2 separate regions of the Mus musculus genome follow, and region 2 is linked to region 1. The links are chromatin loops, found by intact Hi-C in ENCODE. Cell type or tissue: heart. All regions are shown on one strand. Links, peaks and the distances in the headings refer to the core of each region. The heading gives the core; the rest is flanking DNA.

Region 1 (9,826 bases), core at 922-8,921:
AGAAACCCTAGCTGGATAAATAAATAAATAAATAAATAAATAAATAAATAAATAAATAAAGGTTTAGGATTCACGGCTTCGCTCCTGCGGCTAGGGGAGCTGCAGTTGATTTCTCAGTTCTGTCACTGCTATTCCTGGAGTTCTTAGTTTCTGCTTAGGAACAGAGCTGCTAAAAATGTCCCCAGAGCTGGGCTGCGTTCTTGTTCTTAGAGTTATCACTGGTAGTGTTCCCGTGAAGGTAGATACACTTTTTCTCTTCCTTTCCCTGGCCCCCTGGCCCCTGGTGTGTACCAACAGGTCCTAGCCATGCCACCGGGCTCTTGTAAACTCAAGGCAGCCAAGGGTGAGTCCTGGAGGGGGTCAAGGGGGGTTGGAGGCACAGATGCAGGGAATGTCTCACATCAGAGCCCATTGCTCCACCTCCAGTGCTCCACACACATCAGATTCTGCTGGCCCAAAGTTCAGAACAGGAAGAGAGAGTAAAAGGAGATCTGATGCCAGGAGGATCTGGCTTCAGATGTCCAGCCGGCCATCAGGTTAGGTGAGGTCCTCCTCACGACTTCAGTGTCCTCATGAAGGGAGGACAGAAAACCTCAGTACTATCCCCTCAGGGACGTTAGGGAGCACCCAAGGGTGCTCCATGGAGGCTAGTTAGGATGTTGATTTCCCTGCTCCTGCTTCAACATCTTCATTCCAGTCTACCCTGGAGTGCTTCAGTGCCCCACCCCCTTTCCAGGTGACTACCAGGTTGCCCTCTTGCTGAGTTGCCTTGGGGCTTGCCTTCAGGCCAGCTGTGTTCCCTCTCCCTGATGTGTCCCAGTGGCCCTGGTATATGGAGCTGGGGATGGCTCTGATAACATCATTGCAGGTAGTGGAGTCTCTGTGCCTACCTTATACCACACATGTCCCAGTCTTCAGACACCACTGTCTACCCTCTACAAACCTGTGGGTTCCCCAGCCGTTTTCCAGAGGACTCCAGCTCTGAAGGGTGGTCACAGGGTAGCCCCTTCAACTGGCAGAAGAGCCTGACGCACTATAGACAGGTGAGACAATGGCTTGCACAGTGGGGACGGAGTCCGCCGCTTGGTTTCATAGTCGCACCTAATTTTCAGACAAGGATGCTGGGGTTCAGTGTCTCACACAAGGAACTTAAGTCCAGATGCAGGCCTCTGCCTGATGCCTGGTAGACCTGCATTCCAGGCAAAAAGCCAGAGTGCATGGGGGGGTGGGGGGGGGGCTCTTGTCCAAACAGACTATGCAGTTGCAAAGAGTCCCCATGCCACACCTCAGCCAGGCCTGTCACCCCAATACAAATGAGCAGGGGTGATAGCTAACTGCCTCCAGCCCTATTCCAGAAGCCCAGCCCCCGAAGCGTAGGCCTGGAGGCTAGAGGGAAATGAGAAGGGACCCCGCTCCCTTCTGCAGACTGCACCCTTTCCCACCTGCCAGCACGCACTCTTCTCGGCTTCCTTTCAGGGAACCCCCTCCTGGCTGCTGCCACATTCCCTACAATGCCGCCCCCGCACCCCCTGGCCCCTCCTCTGCGCCAGGGTGGGAGCCGCAGCGATTCAAGTTATTTTTAGCCATACTGCCTCCTTCAGGAGATTCAAGTCAAGGGGAAGCCGCCCCCGCGCCTCCAGGAGCTGCTTGCGGAAAGCGACCGATTAAAACCAGTGCTGCGCGGGCTGGGTGCCAGGCGGGAGGCAGTCGGTGAGACAGTCCTCTCTCGCGCTGGCTCCCAGTGCTGCTGTGCGTTGCTAAGAGTGCCGGGGTCCCCATATGCCCTTTGTTGCCACCTCTCAGCCTCTGGCCTTCAGCCCAATCCACCGGTCCTCCTCCAGCCTCCACCCCAGCCCACACCCTTATCCCAAATCAAGAGGACTGGCAGTCTCTCCTCCCATCAGGGGAGATCTGGGGGTAGGGCAGAGGAGCCTATATTTTGCCTTGTCTGGGTTTCTGCTCCATCAATCTATCTATCCATCCATCCATCCATTCACCCATCCATTCCCCCACCTTCCTTCCTTCATTCCTTCCTCCTCTTCTTCCCTTTTTCTTCTCCCTCTCCTTCTTTTCTCTCTTCTCTTTTGCCCAGTCTGTATCAAACGTACTGATAGCCTAGATTCTGTGACTTCTGGTCTTTCCGTATCTCCTGAGCACAGTGGAGTTACAGGTACATAACACCATGTAGGGCTCAAGTCACCCTTTGTCTTTTGGGTGAACTATCAGAAAGGATGAGAAGGCGCTGACTCTGGCTGCCAGCTCCTGGTCTTGAAGAGTTACCAAGAGGCAGAGGCCAAAGTAACTGTCAAGCATAAGGGACAGGGATTAACCAGGGTTAGAGAGCACCCGTGTGAGCAAGTCACTGAGTCAGGGTCCTGAAGATGCTTGGAATGAGTTGATCCTGAGACCTCACCACAAGCCCCCACAGTGGGGTCAGATATTTGCTACTGGAGAAGGATGCTGGCAATGTGAGAGTGCATGAGAATGCATAGAATTTCCTAATGACAGGAATGGGGGGGAGGACATCTTGGGGATGAGAGGACTCTACATCTCCCAGCTGCCACTGCTGCCTTGGCTCGCTCTACCTGATTGCCATTTACAGAGAAGGCATCAACTTCCTTCCTCAAGCTGTCCTTAGAGTTCAAGCCCAGGAGAGTGTCCAGGAGTAGTTTGATGGGGGAGAAAAAGTTCAGTTCGCTTTCCTGAACTTCAGTCTTAATTGCATTATAGAATAATCAAAAAGTCCCAGTGAGTGTAGCAAGGTCCGATCATAACCATGCAAAGCTTCCCAGAGAAACACACACACACACACACACACACACACACACACACACACACACACTGCCAGCTTTCTAGAGTTTCAAAAATGCAGTAACGGATTGAAGAAGTCTGGATCAGCTGGGAGGACTGTAGGGAGCACCTGGCCTTTGTTCTGTCCACCCTGCTACGCCTTCCTCCCTCTGTCTGACTCCACAGACCTGCCTTTTCACAAGGGGGCTCCCAGGCCTCTTCTCCATCTCCTGCTCCCTCTCTGCCCGACCTCTCCACTCTGGGTGCCCTGTTCCACAGCCTCCAGCCACTTGGTGATGGTAGTAGTGCTTTGCCAGTCAGACATGAGTTTGGGACTTAAGCCTTACAAATCTGCCAGGTGGCACCTGAGGGTCCCTTTGTACCTACAGTGTCACAAGAATTTCCCCAGCTTGAGGCAAGTGGGAAGGTTTAGCATTCCCTGGATAGTTGGTTGAGTGTCCTACCCAGTGCTGGGATGGGAGTCCCAGCGCTCACTGCCACATCCCCTTTTTTAGGGGACACATGAGGAGTTCAGGGGCATCCCTGCAGATCTCCCGCTAATCAGCCTCTAGAACTACCTCCTTCCCTGTCTCATCTTCCCCACCTATAAGGCCTGTTTTTTTTTTAAATGTATATATACACACACACATATATATATATGTGTGTGTGTGTGTGTATGTGTATATATATATATATATATATGTATATATACATATACATATAAAATATATGCTATTGCTTTCTTCAGACACACCGGAAGAGGGCATAGGATCCCATTACAGATGGTTGTGTTGTGAGCCACCATGTGGTTGCTGGGAATTGAACTCAGGACATTTGGAAGACCAGCCAGTGCTCTTAGCTGCTGAGCTGTTGATCTTCAGGCCCCTGCTTCGGATCGGTTTCCTAAATTTGGCAAGGGAGGCTCCCGAGTCACAGCCTCAGGCAAGAGGGCTGGAGCTCAGAGAGTTGAAGCTTTTAGTCTTTGGGCCTTGATAGTCCCATCATCCATTCAGAGGAATTCTTTGAAAGGTCACATCATCCTGCCCTCTCTCCCCTTCCAAGAGCCTTCCAGATGATCCCCAGGGAGGGGAGGTCCAGGGAGGCAGTCAAAGCTTTAACCCCAGGGCTGCTTGGTGAACAGAGTCCTCCCTCTCCTACCCCCCCCCCGGGGGCCCCTCTTTAGCCTGGGCTAGGGAGGTGGATGGAGGGGGGGAGAAGATGAGATGGGAATCCAGACAAGAAGGGGTTACAGGAGAAAGGGGAACTGGAAGGGGGTTGTGGTTGTCAAGGCAACGGCATTGCTGGGGTCAGTGGAGGCTGCTGGGGAGGGAAAGGAGAGGGGTGTCCCTCTCAGCTTGCAGCTTCAGAGCTTCAGTCTTCCTGTCCTGACACTCTTTGTTTTAAAAAAAAAAAAAGAGTCGCCTTACCCTCCTTTTGTGTCTGGAGGTGGGAGAGGGGAGCCACTTCGGGGATTTGCCCTGTCTTGCTGAGCTCACCTCATCCATCCATTCCTCCCCTCCCGCCCTCCCCTCTGCTCAGTTTCTAACTCTGAGCGAGCTTGGTTCTCACCTGCCAGCCCATCTTCCCAGAGCAACAACCCAGCCCTGACTTGAGCTGGTGGGAGCCTGTCCCCCTCCCCCGGACACACATAACACATACCTCCTTTATGGGCCCGCTGAAGGTTGCAAGGAGAGTCGGAGCAGAAAAGCCACCCCTACTCCAGACTCCTGACATTCCAAGTAAATCATTGGTCAGAGAAGCCAGGGACTTTTATGTCACCTGGATGTCATTGGTATTCTTGCATGGCCTCAAGGAAAACAAACCCCTGGATCCTAGTGTGTACCTAGACCATAAGCTCTCCAGAAGGACCCTGTTTACCCCGCCGTGATGTGGGTGCCCAGGGCATCAGGTTGACCCCAGCCGCTGTGCTACATCTAGAGCCGACCCTCAGCCTCTAGCCTGGGTGCTGGACAGCTTCCTGCTCATTCAGTGTTGGGTGCTGCCAACCGAGGTTCAGTGAGGGGAAATGCTCTTCTAGCCCGTGGAAGTCAGAATTTAAACGTAAGTATTGAAGTCTGTCCCTTTAACCACTGGAAGACTTGGCTTTGGGAAACCTGAAAGTGGCCCAGAGCTGTGCCCAGCGCTGCCCAGGGATTGGCCTTTTCTTCTCCGGGGAAAGATATAGGAGTCGTTAGTCCAGGGTGATCGGAACCAACCTAAAGTCCTCAGGCTGTATCTGCAGATCTGTCTGTCAGAAGGGAATCTGCTGGCTGCTGGGTGGATGGGTGTGGGATCTTCCCAAGGGAGGGAGCAGAGCTGCCATTAGTTGGCCTGCTTGCCCGCTGCAGCTGAACTTCGTCTATGATCCCATACTGCCCCCTTGTGGACAATCTCACATTCCCCACGTGGAATACCTTAGTCCTAGAGGGGCAATCAACTTGGAGCTAAAGGTGGTCTGTTAGGACCTAGCAATATACTGGGCTACACCTCCCACTTCTACTGGAACTAACAGAGCCTGAACCTGGGATAATGTTTCACACAGCACATCTTTCCCCGAGAGACTTTGAAAACCCTTGGCAGGAAGTAAATTTAAGAGCTGTATTTTTTTAACCCTTCATTCCCTGTTGTTTTGTTTGCCTCCAGTCTTCATGACTGTTAGCATATCTCTTGTATTAGGGCACTCACTATATCTGTGAGCAGACAGTGGCTTGAAAACAATGGGAGTGGGGTGGGGTCAGGGTCTCTCCTACCCCAAGGTGACCTGGAATCCTTCATGCAGTCAAAGAGGACCTTGCATTTTTTCCCAATTTTTTATTAGGTATTTACTTCATTTACATTTCAAATGTTATCCTGAAAGCCCCCTATACCCTCCCCCCCCCATCCCTATCCATCCACTCCCACTTCTTGGTGTTTCCCCTGTACTTGGGCATATAAAGTTTGCAAGACCAAGGGGCCTCTCTTCTCAATGATGGCCGGACTAGGACATCTTCTGCTACATATGCAGCTAGAGACACAAGCTCTGGGGGTACTTGACAGCACACCTAAAAGCTCTAGAACAAAAGGAAGCAAATTCACTCAAGAGGAGTAGATGGCAGGAAAATAAGCAAACTCAGGGGAGAAATCAACCAAGAGGAAACAAAAAGAACTATTCAAAGAATCAACCAAACCAGGAGCTGGTTCTTTGAGAAAATCAACAAGATAGATAAACCCTTAGCCAGACTCACTAGAGGGCACAGGGACAGCATCCTAATTAGCAAAATCAGGAATGAAAAGGGAGACATAACAACAGATCCTGAAGAAATCCAAAACACCATCAGATCCTTCTACAAAAGGCTGTACTCAACAAAACTGGAAAGCCTGGATGAAATGGACAAATTTCTAGACAGATACCAGGTACCAAAGTTAAATCAGGATCAGATTAATGACCTAAACAGTCCTATATCCCCTAAAGAAATAGAAGCAGTCATTAATAATCTCCCAACCAAAAAAAAGACCTTGCATTTTTAAAATGTGTGCATTTAATTCTTCAACCTTATGTCAGGTCCCCACATACACACAGTACTATGAAACATGCTGCTAACATGTTACTTTGCTGAGCTGGCTCCTCTGAATCTCACTTAGATTGAGGTGTGGATCTGAAAAGGCCAAAGAAGGCTGGATGGTTTAGAAAGACGGCACGAGGAGGATTGTTCAGTCCGAGTTTGTCTTGGACTTGTTGCACCTTGCTTTAATCCCTCTCTGTCTTACGTCAAAGATGAGACAAACAGACCCCTGCGCTGCTGAGTTCAGCGTGAAGACTATATAGTTCAGAGAAAGGCAAGAGGCTCTTGTCAAGGACAAGACCTGACGCAGGCTGGAGTCAAGGCGAGAACCACTTCCTCAAAGGCAGTGCTGAGCAAGATGGCGCGCTCTTTAAAATCTCAGCCCTTGGGAGGCAGAGGCAGAGCTCTTGTGAGTTTGAGGTCAGTCTAGTCTAAATATTGAGTTCAAAGCCAGATGGGGCTACATAGACCCTGTCTCAAAAATACAAACAAGAGGGCTGGAGAGATGGTTAAGAGCACTGACTGCTCTTCCGAAGGTCCTGAGTTCAAATCCCAGCAACCACATGGTGGCTCACAACCATCCGTAATGAGATCTGACACCCTTTTCTGGTGCATCTGAAGACAGCTACAGTGTGCTTAGATATAATAATAAATAAATCTTTAAAAAAATACAAATAAACAAAAGAGGAAACCACAGAAGACACAGAGAGAATGGAAGGCCCTGGAGGAAGGGCAGTATTCTTCATTGCTGTCTCTGTGCCTGAAGCTCCTTCGGTATCTTAGAACAATTTACCGATGTATTTATATATTATAAATGGGAATAGAACTCTGCGGCCCCTGCATGTTCTAAGCCAGTGCTCTACCACTAACCTACACCATGCACTCCAGAATTGCCATGTGCATGTCTGGTACCTGCAGGAGTCAAGAGAGGTCATAGGATTCCCTGGAACTGGAATTACTGATGGTTGTAATGTCGGTGCTGGGAACAGGGTCTCTGCAAGAGCGGCAGGTGCCCTCTTTAACAGCTGAGCCAGCCCACCAGACCTGTTACAGAAAGTTTTCATGACAAAGATGTGGACACATTGTGACAAGATGTAACTTGTTGAATGACAAAAGGGTTCCCAGTAACATGTCCCTTATGAAGAAGATATACAGGAGTAGAGAATAAAAGAATAAACTGTTGTACTGTTGCTAGAAAGAAAACTATTCTTAGCTGGGCAGTGGTGGTGCACGCCTTTAATACCAGCACTTGGGAGGCAGAGGCAGGCAGATTTCTGAGTTCAAGGCCAGCTTGGTCTACAGAGTGAGTTCCAGGACAGCCAGGGCTACACAGAGAAACCCTGTCTTGAAAAAAAGAAAGAAAGAAAGAAAGAAAGAAAGAAAGAAAGAAAGAAAGAAAGAAAGAAAGAAAGAAAGAAAGAAAGAAAGATAAGATAATTTGGAGGTGTTGGTTCTCTCCTTTCACCACGGGATGTGGGGTTTGAACTCAGGTCGCTGGGCTTGTGCCGAGGGCTTTACCTGCCCATCTTAGCCTGGCCACTTTAAAGTCATCACAATTCCTGTGTTAAACTCCACCAAAACCTTTCATTTCTCCATTCCAACCTCTATTCTCACCATTTCTGGTGACAGTGGTTCCTGTTTGTGCTGGCTGTTTCTGAGTTCTTGATGTTCTGTTTGAAGAATTAAAGCCGAAGAGATGCTGGTCACCACCCTGGGCTTCTTTCTGTAGGCCCCAGAGTAGAAGTTGGTTGTTAGAAGTAGGATATAGGTTTTTTTTTTTTTTTTAAGATTTACTTATTTATGAGTACACCATAGCTGTCTTCAGATACACCAGAAGAGGGCATTAGATCCTGTTACAGATGGTTGCTGGGCATTGAACTCAGGACCTCTAGAAGAGCAATCAGTGCTCTTAATCACTGAGCCATCTCTCCAGCCCCTAGGTGCTTCTCTTTAAATATACTGATTAAAATAACAACAAACAATGCCGGGCGTGGTGGCGCATGCCTTTAATCCCAGCCCTCGGGAGGCAGAGGCAGGTGGATTTCTGAGTTCGAGGCCAGCCTGGTCTACAAAGTGAGTTCCAGGACAGTCAGGGCTGTACAGAGAAACCTTGTCTCGAAAAACCAAAACCAACCAGCCAAACAAACAAAGGGGCTGGACTTGGTGGTGCACACCTTTAATCCCAGCACTCAGAGTCAGAGGCAGACAGATCTCTGAGTTTAAGGCCACCCTGGTCTACAGGATGAGTTCCAGGACAGCCAGGGCTATACAGAGAAACCCTGTTTTGGTAAATCAAACCAAGCAAACAAGCAAACAAAACTGTTGAGGGACAGATGTGATGGCATTTACCTTTGATCCTAACACTGGGGAGGCAGACAGAGGTGGCTCTCTTGGGAACTTGAAGCTAGCCTGTTTTACATAATGAGTTCCAGGCATCCAGAACTACCTAAAGAAACTGCTTAAAGAAAAAAAAAATTAGTAAGAAGAAATAGTGTCTGGTACAAATGTTTAAAAGGATTGTGCCTTGGAGGCTAAGAATGTTAATTCAGTCAGTCTGGTGCCTAAATAGTATTCATGTCGTTCCCCAGTACTGCATAAAACCAGGGATGGTGGTCATCCTAAAATCTCAGCGCTTAGGAGGTGGAGGCAGGAGGATGAGAAATTCAAGGTCATTCTTAGCTACACAGAAAATTTGAGGCTAGCCTGGAACACATGAGGTCTCATCTCAAAATAAGTAAAATTGAAAAAGTACAAAATATATGGGGCCATGAGATGGTCACCATGCCTGACAAACTGAGTTCAAACCTAGATCCACAATGGTGCAGAGGAAAGAACTGACTCTGGCTAAATTACCCTCTGACGTCCCTATGTATAGACACACACACACACACACACTTTAAAAGTTAGATTGGTTGGAGAGATGGCTTGGTAGCTAAGAGCACTCAATGCTCTTGCAGAGGACCCATGTTCAATTCTCAGCATCCACATGCAGCTACGACCATCTGTAACTCCAGTCACAGAGGACCCAGTATCTTCTTTTGGTCTCCTTGGGAGCCAGGCATACACATAGTACTGGTACGAACATACGAGCAGGCAAAACACTCATATACGTAAACACAAATTTTTAAATAGCTATAAAAGGGACTCCTTCCCCCACCCCCGGCCTCACTGCTACATGGAATGTGAACTGTTGGGCAGAGAGGCAGAGGCCAACTGAGTTCCTGGGAAGCACCCACCGCTTACCTGATTTAGACCTCTTCCTCTCTGTCTGCCTCCGAGATTGACTTTAGGGCCTCCTGCATATTAGACAAACATGTACCATGCTACCACACAGTATATTACCACCATAACCTGTCCAGTCTTTTTTTAATTTATTTATTTATTTATTTATTTATTTATTTATTTATTTTGGTTTTTCAAGACAGGGTTTCTCTGTGTAGTCCTGGCTGTCCTGGAACTCACTTTGTAGACCAGGCTGGTCTTGACCTCAGAAA
Region 2 (9,826 bases), core at 697-8,696, 71 kb before region 1:
TGGAGTGTGGTGTACCAATATTGCAGGTGTACTTTAAAAAAAAAAAGATTGATTTATGTATGTGAGTACATGGTAGCTGTCTTCAGACACTCCAGGGAAGGGCATCGGATCCCATTACAGATGGCTGTGAGCCACCACATAGGTTGCTAGGAATTGAACTCATGCCCTCTGAAAGAGCAGTCAGTGCTTTTAACCTCTGAGTCATCTCTCCAGCCCCCATGGGTTTACTTTTATTAAGGTCCCATTCACATCCTGAGGGACAGGGATGGCCTTGTGTCCCAGCTCAGACAGATCAGACCCTCAGTGACAGGAGACTCCCATGGGGTTGAAATGAGGTGAGCAGCTAGCCGTCTGTGTGACCAGGCTCCCCTGAAAGGCACTGCGCAGTCAGTCAGCGTCCTCTGGACACTGATGCAATACATGCTTACCAAGCCCTGAGTCCCTGACACTGGTGTAGACATGTGCTCCTACAGGTAAAAGTCCCACTATGAAAAGGCCATATGAAGTGGCTAGGGTTAGTCCTTATCAAGGAAGTCCCAGATGTCCACCATGATCCCCCAGATGTTTTGTCCTTCCTCCTCTGGGTCCTGGCAAAGTGGCAGCAGCCTCTCCCAACCATTCCAGTGCTGTGACCTGTGTAGACCCCGGCCAGGGGCTTGCTTAGTTATATCACCAGGCTAAGTGTGTGTGTGAGATCCTGGTGGGCCTGTCCACTGCTGGGAAAATCCTCTCCTTTGGGGAAGAAAACAGCATCACGCACTGGGGATGAGTTGGTAGTCATATATCTAGTGTGCACAAAGCCCTAAATTTGATGCCCAGCACCTAACTGGGTATTAATCAGGCATGATGGTAGCTCATGATGGTAGCACTAGGAAGAAGAGGCAGGAAAAGTTCAAGGCCATACTCAACTTCATAGAGTTCAAGGCCAGTCTAGGCTACAGTAGACCTTGTCCCAAAACAAAGGAAAAAGAAGAAGAAAAAAATCTAGAATTTTTCTGGAAAGATACACAATTCGAATTAAAGTGGGTTACAGTCTCACACAGATACCGCAGTGGAAGTGAAGACGTGGTTCCCAGGGCCCAGTTCTGTCATGGGAACCCTTGTTCTTAGTGAAAATGAATGCACGTGTTTTATTGGAATGGGATCCATTGAGGGGGAAACTATCAAACAAAGAACGCCAGAGAGCATCTAATGCACCGGTACCTAGAAAGCCCCTCCTGCCCAAGCCCAGCAACGTATCTGGAACTGTATAGTTAGTTATTCCTGGTGGTGACTGCCACCCGACTCGGGCAGAGCAGACAGAGAAAGTGTGGCCCAGATGCAAAGATGTCTCGACTCATCAAGCTGACCTGGCAGGGAGGGAAGCCTGAGAATGGTAGTGGGGAGGGGAGTGCAAGTATGAGGGGCACACTATGAAGCATCCCTTGCCAGACATGGTGTTCTTGTCTCTCATCCCAGCACTGCAAGGGTTGAGGCAGGAGGATTGCCACAAGTTTGAGGTCTGACGTACATACAGTGAGGCTTCAAAGCAAGGAGTCCCCTTCAGAACTGTACGCAAACGTGTCCCCAGTGGGCCTGCCACCCTCCATTATTCCATTTAATCTAATATGGACACATGTAAGGACCACATCCCTGCTGGGCTAAAGTATGGGCCTCCCTCCTATGGAACCAAGGAGAGGCCCCAGTACTGCCATTGGCCCAGCAAATCTTGTTTTTTAGATCCACAGTCTCTGCGTTTGGAAATTGGGTTCCTATTAAAAGTTTAAAGGGGGAAGAAAAAAGAAAAAGAAGGCAGAAAAGGAAATGCCATCAGTCCTGCTCCCCCACTGTGGCCTTGAGTCCCGACTGTCTGTCGGAAAGGGTCTGGAAGGAGACTGATTCTGGCAGTTTGAGAGTTTGACAGCAGCCAATGGAAACTCGCAGGAATGCTGCTTGGGCCAGCCAGGGGCTGTTTCCACTGCCGCTTTTACGAGATGCAGACCCGTTCCTCCGTTTCTCCGTCCTTGGCTGGCCAACTTGAAGATGTGAGGAGTTCTTTGAGCTTAGCTCTGCCTCGGGGGTCCAGTTCCTGTTCTACAGGCAGTGATTTTTCAGGTTCTGTCCTATGATCTAGAGTACAGAGTCCTCCCATCCCTGGCCAGCTCATGCAGAAGAGGCCAGCCATCAGATGGAGCACCCTCTATGACAGCTGACATCCACACAGGATGCTGTGAGAATTTATAGCTGCTGCATTGAAGGGGAAACTCTTTCTCCAAATGTCTGTTTTCTTAAGTATATGAAAAACTCCTTTCTGCTGGATGAATCTCAAGCCCTCGTGGAGCCTCAGGGAATGAGATGATCTCTGTTGAGAAACGTTCCCTGGCCTTTCACTCCAGTGACAGTGGGAGCCAAGCTTGCTGCGCTCCGTGCAGGGACCGTGTCTTCACGAGTGCAGTAGGCACTCAGCAACCCTCAGTGATGGAAATTAGATGACCGGTCAGCTCAGCCTGGTAGGGTAGGTGAGACGCAGAGGGACAGCTCTCTGCCAAGTGTACAGCTGCCCAAAGCCAGGGGAGGTAGACAGATTTCCACAGCTTTTGTGGGAGCCCTGTCTGCAAGACTGATATTGGTCCATGAAGTACACATAGCCTTAGGTACCCTGGGTGTGTGGAAGTGGTTCCATGAGGCATTGTCACTTGCCAGTGATCACCCTAGTCCTCACCCCCAGGTGGCACTGTCTCACTCTCTCCTCATAGGACCCACACAAGTAGAGCCCCCACCCTCTGGGCTTGGGCTGGTGAGGTGAGGACTGACTTCCCAGCTTTTTCCTGCCAGCCTCCGAAGAAGTGCCCTTAGCATGGAGGGAGGCCTCTGTCCTGGGCAGGAGTACCAGACTAGGGCTCAGGATTCCTTAGACCATGGCTGTCTTGGGGAAACGACTGGAGGCTATGAGATCTGTCCTCTGTCTTCTCTCTTGCTGCCCACAAACTCCAGAGACGGGCGCAGAGGGCATGAAAGGCCAAGCATAGCCCACTGGCGGGAAGCGAGGCACCTGGTATTTGGGTACCAGGCTGAAGTGGCTTATACTGACTCCTAGGGCAGCGAGGCAGGCTTTCCATCCTGAGCCTGATACCTTTTCTTTTGCAGACAGTGTCCATTCTGGAACAGCGACTGACACTAACAGAAGACAGGCTGAAGCAGTGCCTGGAGAACCAGCAGCTAATCATGCAGAGAACGCCACCGTGATGAGGGGAGCAAGGATCAGGAGCTCAGTGATTGGGGGGACAGCAGGCCAGGGATTTGTATGGGGACTTGAGTAAATAAATAAAGGGATCCCACCTGAGAGAGCCACATCTTACCCAGTCTGGGATTGGGTGCCCTCCTCCCCACCCCTGCAAGTGCTGTCTGTACCTGGAGCCTCTCCATCTGACAATGGGACGCTCCCAGTGGGCAGAGCCACACAAAAAGGAGACTGGAGACCCAGAAGGCAGGGCCACATGCAGTTTAACAAACTCAGAATCCTAAGATGGTGGTCTTTCCTCTCTCTCTCTCTCTCTCTCTCTTTCTCTCTCTCTCTCTCTCTCTCCTCTCTCCTCTCTCTCCCTCCCTCTCCTCTCTCTTCTCTCTCTTTCTTTCTCTCTCTCCTCTCTCTCTCTTCTCTCTCTCCCTCCCTCCCTCTCCTCTCTCTCTTCTCACTCCTCTCTCTCTCTCCCCTTGCTAGGTCTTCATTTACCTCACCTTCAGCCTCCCGACTGGTTTCTAAGTTGACTTCTCTTTCCTTAGACGAGCCAAGAATTTCTTTCCATTTGACCCCTCCCCCTGCCCAAAGCCCCCCAGGGGACCCACCCGGGTTAGGTTTGTTCAGGACAAGCTGGATGGGATAGGTAGAGCCTTTGCAATGCCCTTAATTCCTGTCACCACATATATTCACCAAGACCCATGGCTTCCTCCTTTCTATAGCATGAGAGTAAAGGAATCTGAAAATGCAGACTGCTTTGCCTGATCTTGTGCAGGAATGGCTTGTTCTGGGTAAGACCCACTCAGCCCTCCCATCCCAAGGTCCCTAAAGGGAGAGTCACAGCAGTGGCAGGAAGTGGAGTGCTCAGAGACCAAGGATACCCTTGTTTGCAAGGATAGCCAAAGGCCCTGTGTACTACCCACAGCCTCTTAACTGGCTTCCATAGGGATGTGGAAACCCCGGGCATTCTGTTTCCATTCATTCATGAGGGCTTCCAGGGGCCTCTTCCTCCACATCTGGACTGGGAAAGCCACAGTGAGCGCGTTCCATGTCTGAGTTGCTTGTGCCTTCAGCCTTGAGCATCTTGGGGCTTAACCAATCAGGGAGGTCCTTACCCGCCTAGCTTACTGCCTGGCACCAAGGTGGGTCTCAGTGCTGGAACTTCTCAGAAGCTGTCAGTACCAGTAGGTAATAAAGCCAGCCCTTGCAGCTTCCAGGAGAAGCAGAGCCTGAATGTCTTAAGACTTCAGGCTGGCAAGAGGGCCAATCTGTGTTGATTTCTGATAAACCGTAGTGTGGGAGGTTGCCTCCTCCAGCTTCCATTAGGTTTGGAAAGCTGAATTCCAGGGTCAGACCTTGGTCCTACCCACCCCAAGCTGTACCCCTTAATACTGTGGTCTAACCAATCTGAGGCTCTGATTGATAGAGTTTTGAAGTAATGACCCTGTTCCTCCAGGTGCTGTCCCGCCCAGTGCAGACTACTAGCTCAAGGGAACCTGTTGCTCCATCCAGTCCCACTAGATGGCAGAGCCTATTGTCAGGGACAGCAGGTGGGGAAGACCCGGGGGCTCCCAGGATGCCCTGAGAAGCTGCGGTGTAAGGAGCCCAGTGGCCTCTGGCAGGGAAGCTGCCTCGGGAGACAAGCACCCCATCCCATGAGCCTTAGCTGGCAGCCAGCCCAAAGGGCACTGCTTGTGTGGCCAACCTTGTCATCCCCTCCCATGCTGCCTCCGCCACCCAGCATGGGCTCTTTTGGTGGAGGCAGGCAGAGTGTAGCTAGGCCCACATGGGAGCATACGCCTTTAATTCCAGCACCCAGTAGGCAGAGGCAGGCGGATCTCTGAGTTTGGGCCTGGTCTCACAGTGAGACCCGGTCTCAAAACACAAGTGGGAGTGGGAACAGAGCATCCCCCCATCCTTCTCTGCCTCCTGGCTGGGGGTTGGTAGTAACCGGCTGCTGCAAGCCCGGGCTGCCCCTACTGTGACAACTGTGAACCAAATAAACCTTCCCTTCCTGAAGCTCTTCTGTCGACGCTGTGAGAAGGTAAGAGGGCTACCCTCAGGAGGAGCCTCTGCAGCTCACACACCTCCCTCAGCAGAGCTGCCAGGGAGGGACCTCAGGGGTCCCAGCCTCCTCACATCGTTCTTGGAATGTGCGGAGATCGTAACTTCCACGCCCAGGGCAGATTTACAAAGGGCTAAAGCTCATTTAGGACCAAGATCTCCCAAAAGGATTTTTTTCCCCCTACCAATCATGAGACCCAACTCAGAACCTGCCTGTTTGGGGTGGGGTTCTAGAGTTCTCTTGCGCTGACCAGCTACTCTGCCATCTCCTACCCTTGTGAAGAAACCCTAGGCTGCCTGAAAGGGCCAACACAGGGCCCTGGGTGGACTTCCGGGACCCTGCAAGGTTGGAGGTCATATAACGGGGCCTTGCTTGCAGTATTTATCTCCCCAAATGATCCTATCAACTCTACTGATAGCCGCGCTGACCCTCCCCCCTCCCTTCTGCTGCCAGGCACAAAAGCATCCCCTCTGGAAGTTTAGCCAGAGGCTTTGTACTGGCTGGTTTTGTGTATCAACTTGACACAGCTGGAGTTATCACAGAGAAAGGAGCCTCCCTTGAGGAAATGCCTCCATGAGATCCAGCTGTAAGGCATTTTCTCAATTAGTGATCAAGAGTGGGAAGGCCCATGGTGGGTGGGACCATCTCTGGCCTGGTAGTCTTGGGTTCTATAAGAAAGCAAGCAAGCTGAGCAAGCCAGGGGAAGCAAGCCAGGAAGTAATATCCCTCCATGGCCTCTGCATCAGCTTCCTGACCTGCTTGAGTTCCAGTCCCGACTTCCTTTGGTGATGAACAGCAGTATGGAAGTGTAAGCTGAATAAACCCTTTCCTCCCCAGCTTGCTTTTGGTCATGTTTGCACAGGAATAGAAACCCTGACTAATGCTCCAAATCTTGGATTGAATGACTGAGCTCCCAGAAAGGCAAACCATAGCTCGCACCCCCAGTGTGCTCTGTCCTTATCCCTCTGTCCCCCTAAGTTGCCACGGCCAGCTTCTCCAGGTTCCAGGGCTTGGACCCGCACTTCTTGTCAGAGAAGCAATGGTGGCAGGCCAGGTGGGCTTTGATAAGCGCCGTGCCAGGAAGGAGTTGCCAAGCCTGATCGCAGTCCGTGGTTTCCTAGTTTGCTTCCACTCCTGACCCAGAGCAACTTGGGGGAAGAAAAGGCTGACTTGACTGACACGGCCGGATCTCAGTCCATCCCTACGGGAAGTCAGGGCAGGAACCCAAGCAGGAGCCTGGAAGCAGAAACTGAAGAGGAGGCAGGCCATGGAGAAACACTGCCCCCACTCTCCATGGCTCAACCAGCGTTTCTATAGAAACCAAGACCACTAGCTGAGGGGTGGCACCAGAGTGGGGCTGGGCCTTCCCACATCAATCATTAGTCAAGAAAATGCACCCCAGACTTGCCTACAGGTAGGTAGGCCAATATGATAGAACCATCGTCTCAGTTGAGGCTCCCCCATTCCCAAATGACCCTAAGTTGACCCAGACTAGCCAGCACACATGGCAAGCCCATCTGTCCTCATCTTTGAGTACTGCCCCCAGGGGCACCTAACAGGTGGGTTCCAAGGTCCCCAAAGGCCTGTGGCCATTTCATAGTCTCCACAGGAACTCTCTCTCTCTCTCTCTCTCTCTCTGTTTCCTGCCTTCTGTCCTGAAATCTTTGGATTTCTTCCTGGTAGTGGGCATCTGGGGCAGGGGCAGCGCAGCAGCTCAGTTGAGATGTTGTTCCTCATCCATGTCACAGGCCCTGGCTCTGTGGTCTTGAAAAGTCCTCTCCTATTTCTTGGCCTCCATAAAACACGCCGAACTGAGTGTGGACAACATATGCCTGTCTTTCCCTGACAGCCAGGTCTCTTTCCTGGCACTTGGCTCTTCGTGTCAGTGGGGACAGGGGACTTGGTTCCAGGGTCTTTCTGGCTCAAATTCTAGGTGGCCTTCATTTTCCTAGTCCAAGAGCTCCTGCCACCGGGAGCCATCTCCAGGGGTAAGAAGGAAGTTGGGAGTGTGAAGAGGTAAAAATTCCAAAGCTGCCACCTCCTCTGTCACAGGGAGGCCAGCACAGGCTTCGGGGTGGATGTTTGTGATTACCCAGAATCCCGGAAACCCAGCCCGCTGAGCAAGCAAGTACACGGTGAGTCACCCTCACCCTCATCCCAGCTCCCTGTCATTAACCTCATCTTCCTAACGATTTGCTCAAGACAGGCACTTGAAGGCTCCAGCCCAAACTGTTGTGTGACCATGTGAGGGGGACCCAAAGCACAGGGGCAGTTTCTCACAAAGCAGCCCCAATCCACCTGCCCCACCCCACCCTGGGCTGCTGAAGAGGGACACAGTGTTTGCTAAGGGAGCACTGTCAGGCTGGTGGCAGTCTCATTGACCTCAGAGCATAATCCCACTGCCTGCGAACATTGCTGAATGGATAGAGGACTTAGTTCCTTTGGCTGGTAGACTAGCCCACCCCAGCTACGGCCCAGTGAGCGCTGGGGCCTCAGTTCCACCACACTAAGGAAGTGTCCCTCTAAAAGCTTCACCTTGTCTTTTGGCCCAGGATGGGGTGCTCATGACTGTGCCATGAACCATCCCTGAGTTCTTGCTGCCTAGCTGCTAGGAAGCATGGGGAGCCAGCCCTTTCTGCATGTGGAAGCACTCTCCAGAGATCCTGTTTATAGAGCAAGGGGAGGTGTTCCCACTTAGGTGAGGCCACCAACCTGGTGGCCTGGAGTCAGTTGTGGAAGAACCCCCAGCCCTTACCCCTCCCACTCCTACTGCCTGGAGGAGTCCGTTCACTGGGAGGAAGGGAAGAAGCCTGCTTTCCTACTGTTTCCTGTTCTCAGCCTCTGCTTCTCTCTCTCTCAGGCACACAGTTCCTGGAAGGGGGGCTTTAGTCTGTTCAGTGGGTGCTCTGTGGCAGAGGTTGGGCCTTCAGGTCAGTGTCACAATGGCAATACACACACCGGTGCCTCATCCATCTCCACCTTCCAGATGGACACCTGAGACTTTCCTAAGTGCCCAGGCCTGTGTATTCCCTTGATCTCCAGGGCTACCCCCTAGGGGATGGTAGCCACGCTCGATGTTCATGCTCAGGGCTGAGATGGGATCATGCGCTCAAGGCTTGCACATGGTGACCTCTCACCAGCCCTGCCCAGGATCCAGCATCTTGTCCCATGACACTGCTGCAGAGTTTGTCCCTCGGAACCCTCTGAATCCTGGAAAGCAGTGTGTTAGCACTCCTGCCCCTCCAGGTAGCAGCTCACATGCGCCCACACCTATGCCTGCTCTCTGGAAACAAGGTACGTTCTGTCCCAGTAAATGTGACTGCTATTGGACAAGTCTCTGTCAGGAGCTGGGAGACTGACCTCTGTTCTGAGGCTGCCCCTAGAGTGTGGGTTGCAAACATCTCCCCCAAATAGTTGGGGTGCACCTAGAACAAGGCCAGTCATGAGCTCCCACAAGGATGTCCACAGCCCTGTGAGAAGTGGCTGGTCTCCTGCTGAGAACCGAACAGACTAAAGCCCCCCTCTGACCTGAAGGAGACGAAGTCCCATAGACCCCCTCTGATGGGAGTGGAAGTCTCAGGCAGCAATGCCAGGTGAAGACCACCAACATCACCGATAGCATGAACCTGTTCCCCTCCTGCAGATCAGCAGAAAAGCCCAGCAGCAAGCCAAGGCCTTGCCAACCTTTCTTCCATGCCCGCCCCTGGCAGCACAGCACTCAGGCTGCCAAAGGGTCCAGCAAAAAGAGAACAAATAATAGAAAGCTCCTAAGACAGCTCACCCCACTCCCGCTCAGCCCCCAAAGACAGGCCAAGGGGGCCCCCATTGCTCAGCCCCAGGGTTCCTGCACCCAGAAATGCAGGACCTCACCCCCAAGCCTTGGCCTTCACACACACAGTGACAGCAACTTGTCGGTGGTGGCTGAGACAATTCACAAACAGTTCTGAGAGCTGCGTTTCTCTGCAGTGAAATAAGACCCAAGCCCAGGGAGTTGTTAGGAACCCAAGAGGCAGGCCTGTATTACTGGTGCCGCCCCCCACCCCCCAGTGCTAGCCAGTATTCCTAGGAGGGGTTCCATTGTCCTCCACGAGTCCTCGAAGGTCACTGCCCAAATGTCACACATCTTTTACTGGACTCCACCACCCACCACAGACCAGCATGGCCTCTTCCCAGTGGGACTTCCAACCATCAGGCCACCCCAGGTGCCTCCACACAGCCCCATGTGCCAGGCCTTTCCATGTGTTATCTGTGAGTGCCAAGGTGAGGTGAGGTGCAGACTGGTGCAAGGACAGGGCTTGAGACAGGGCTCTGTCACTGGAAGGGGGGGGGGCTTCTATCCCCATCCCCATCCTCATCCCAGTGCTACACCCCAAACCCCCATGGTCCAGGACCTAGACAAGCAGAGGCAGGAGTCTGGCTTTTTCTATCTGAGAGAAGAGCAGCCTCCTAGGGGCCTCTTGCACCACCCCCATCGGACCACTGGCCTGGGGCCTCCAGCAGGGGCCTGGGAGCCTGCCTACCAATCTGGGGTATGGTAGCGCTTC

The links. Hi-C counts contacts between places; a loop is a spot of excess contacts. Peaks named below come from ENCODE experiments on the same cell type or tissue, not always from the same donor. Only the 100,000 strongest peaks of a DNase experiment are listed, where the experiment ranks them.
Region 2: it touches region 1 in a loop (6-fold over the local background); 22 of 42 quality-filtered maps call a loop at or near these places.

Annotation. Positions count from the first base shown.
Region 1 is chr9:106,416,837-106,426,662 of GRCm38, forward strand. It overlaps Gm33616 (a long non-coding RNA gene), which reads right to left and starts at 4,668. Exons shown (of 3, transcript XR_001779299.2): 1 at 4,450-4,668; 2 at 944-1,101. In heart, for the core only: a CTCF peak has its summit at 1,598 (motif pointing left); DNase peaks (open chromatin) are centred at 1,595 and 5,125; H3K4me3 peaks cover 1,323 bases; H3K27ac peaks cover 2,883 bases; H3K27me3 peaks cover 569 bases.
Region 2 is chr9:106,346,556-106,356,381 of GRCm38, forward strand. Poc1a (POC1 centriolar protein A) reads left to right here. Exons shown (of 11, transcript NM_027354.2): 11 at 3,127-3,336. The coding sequence ends at 3,225. Among named protein-coding and RNA genes, the nearest start is that of Dusp7, 17 kb to the right of the region's middle. RefSeq lists an enhancer at 7,549-9,826. In heart, for the core only: CTCF peaks have their summits at 2,699 (motif pointing right) and 4,729 (motif pointing right); DNase peaks (open chromatin) are centred at 2,696, 4,876, 7,396 and 8,446; H3K27ac peaks cover 5,502 bases.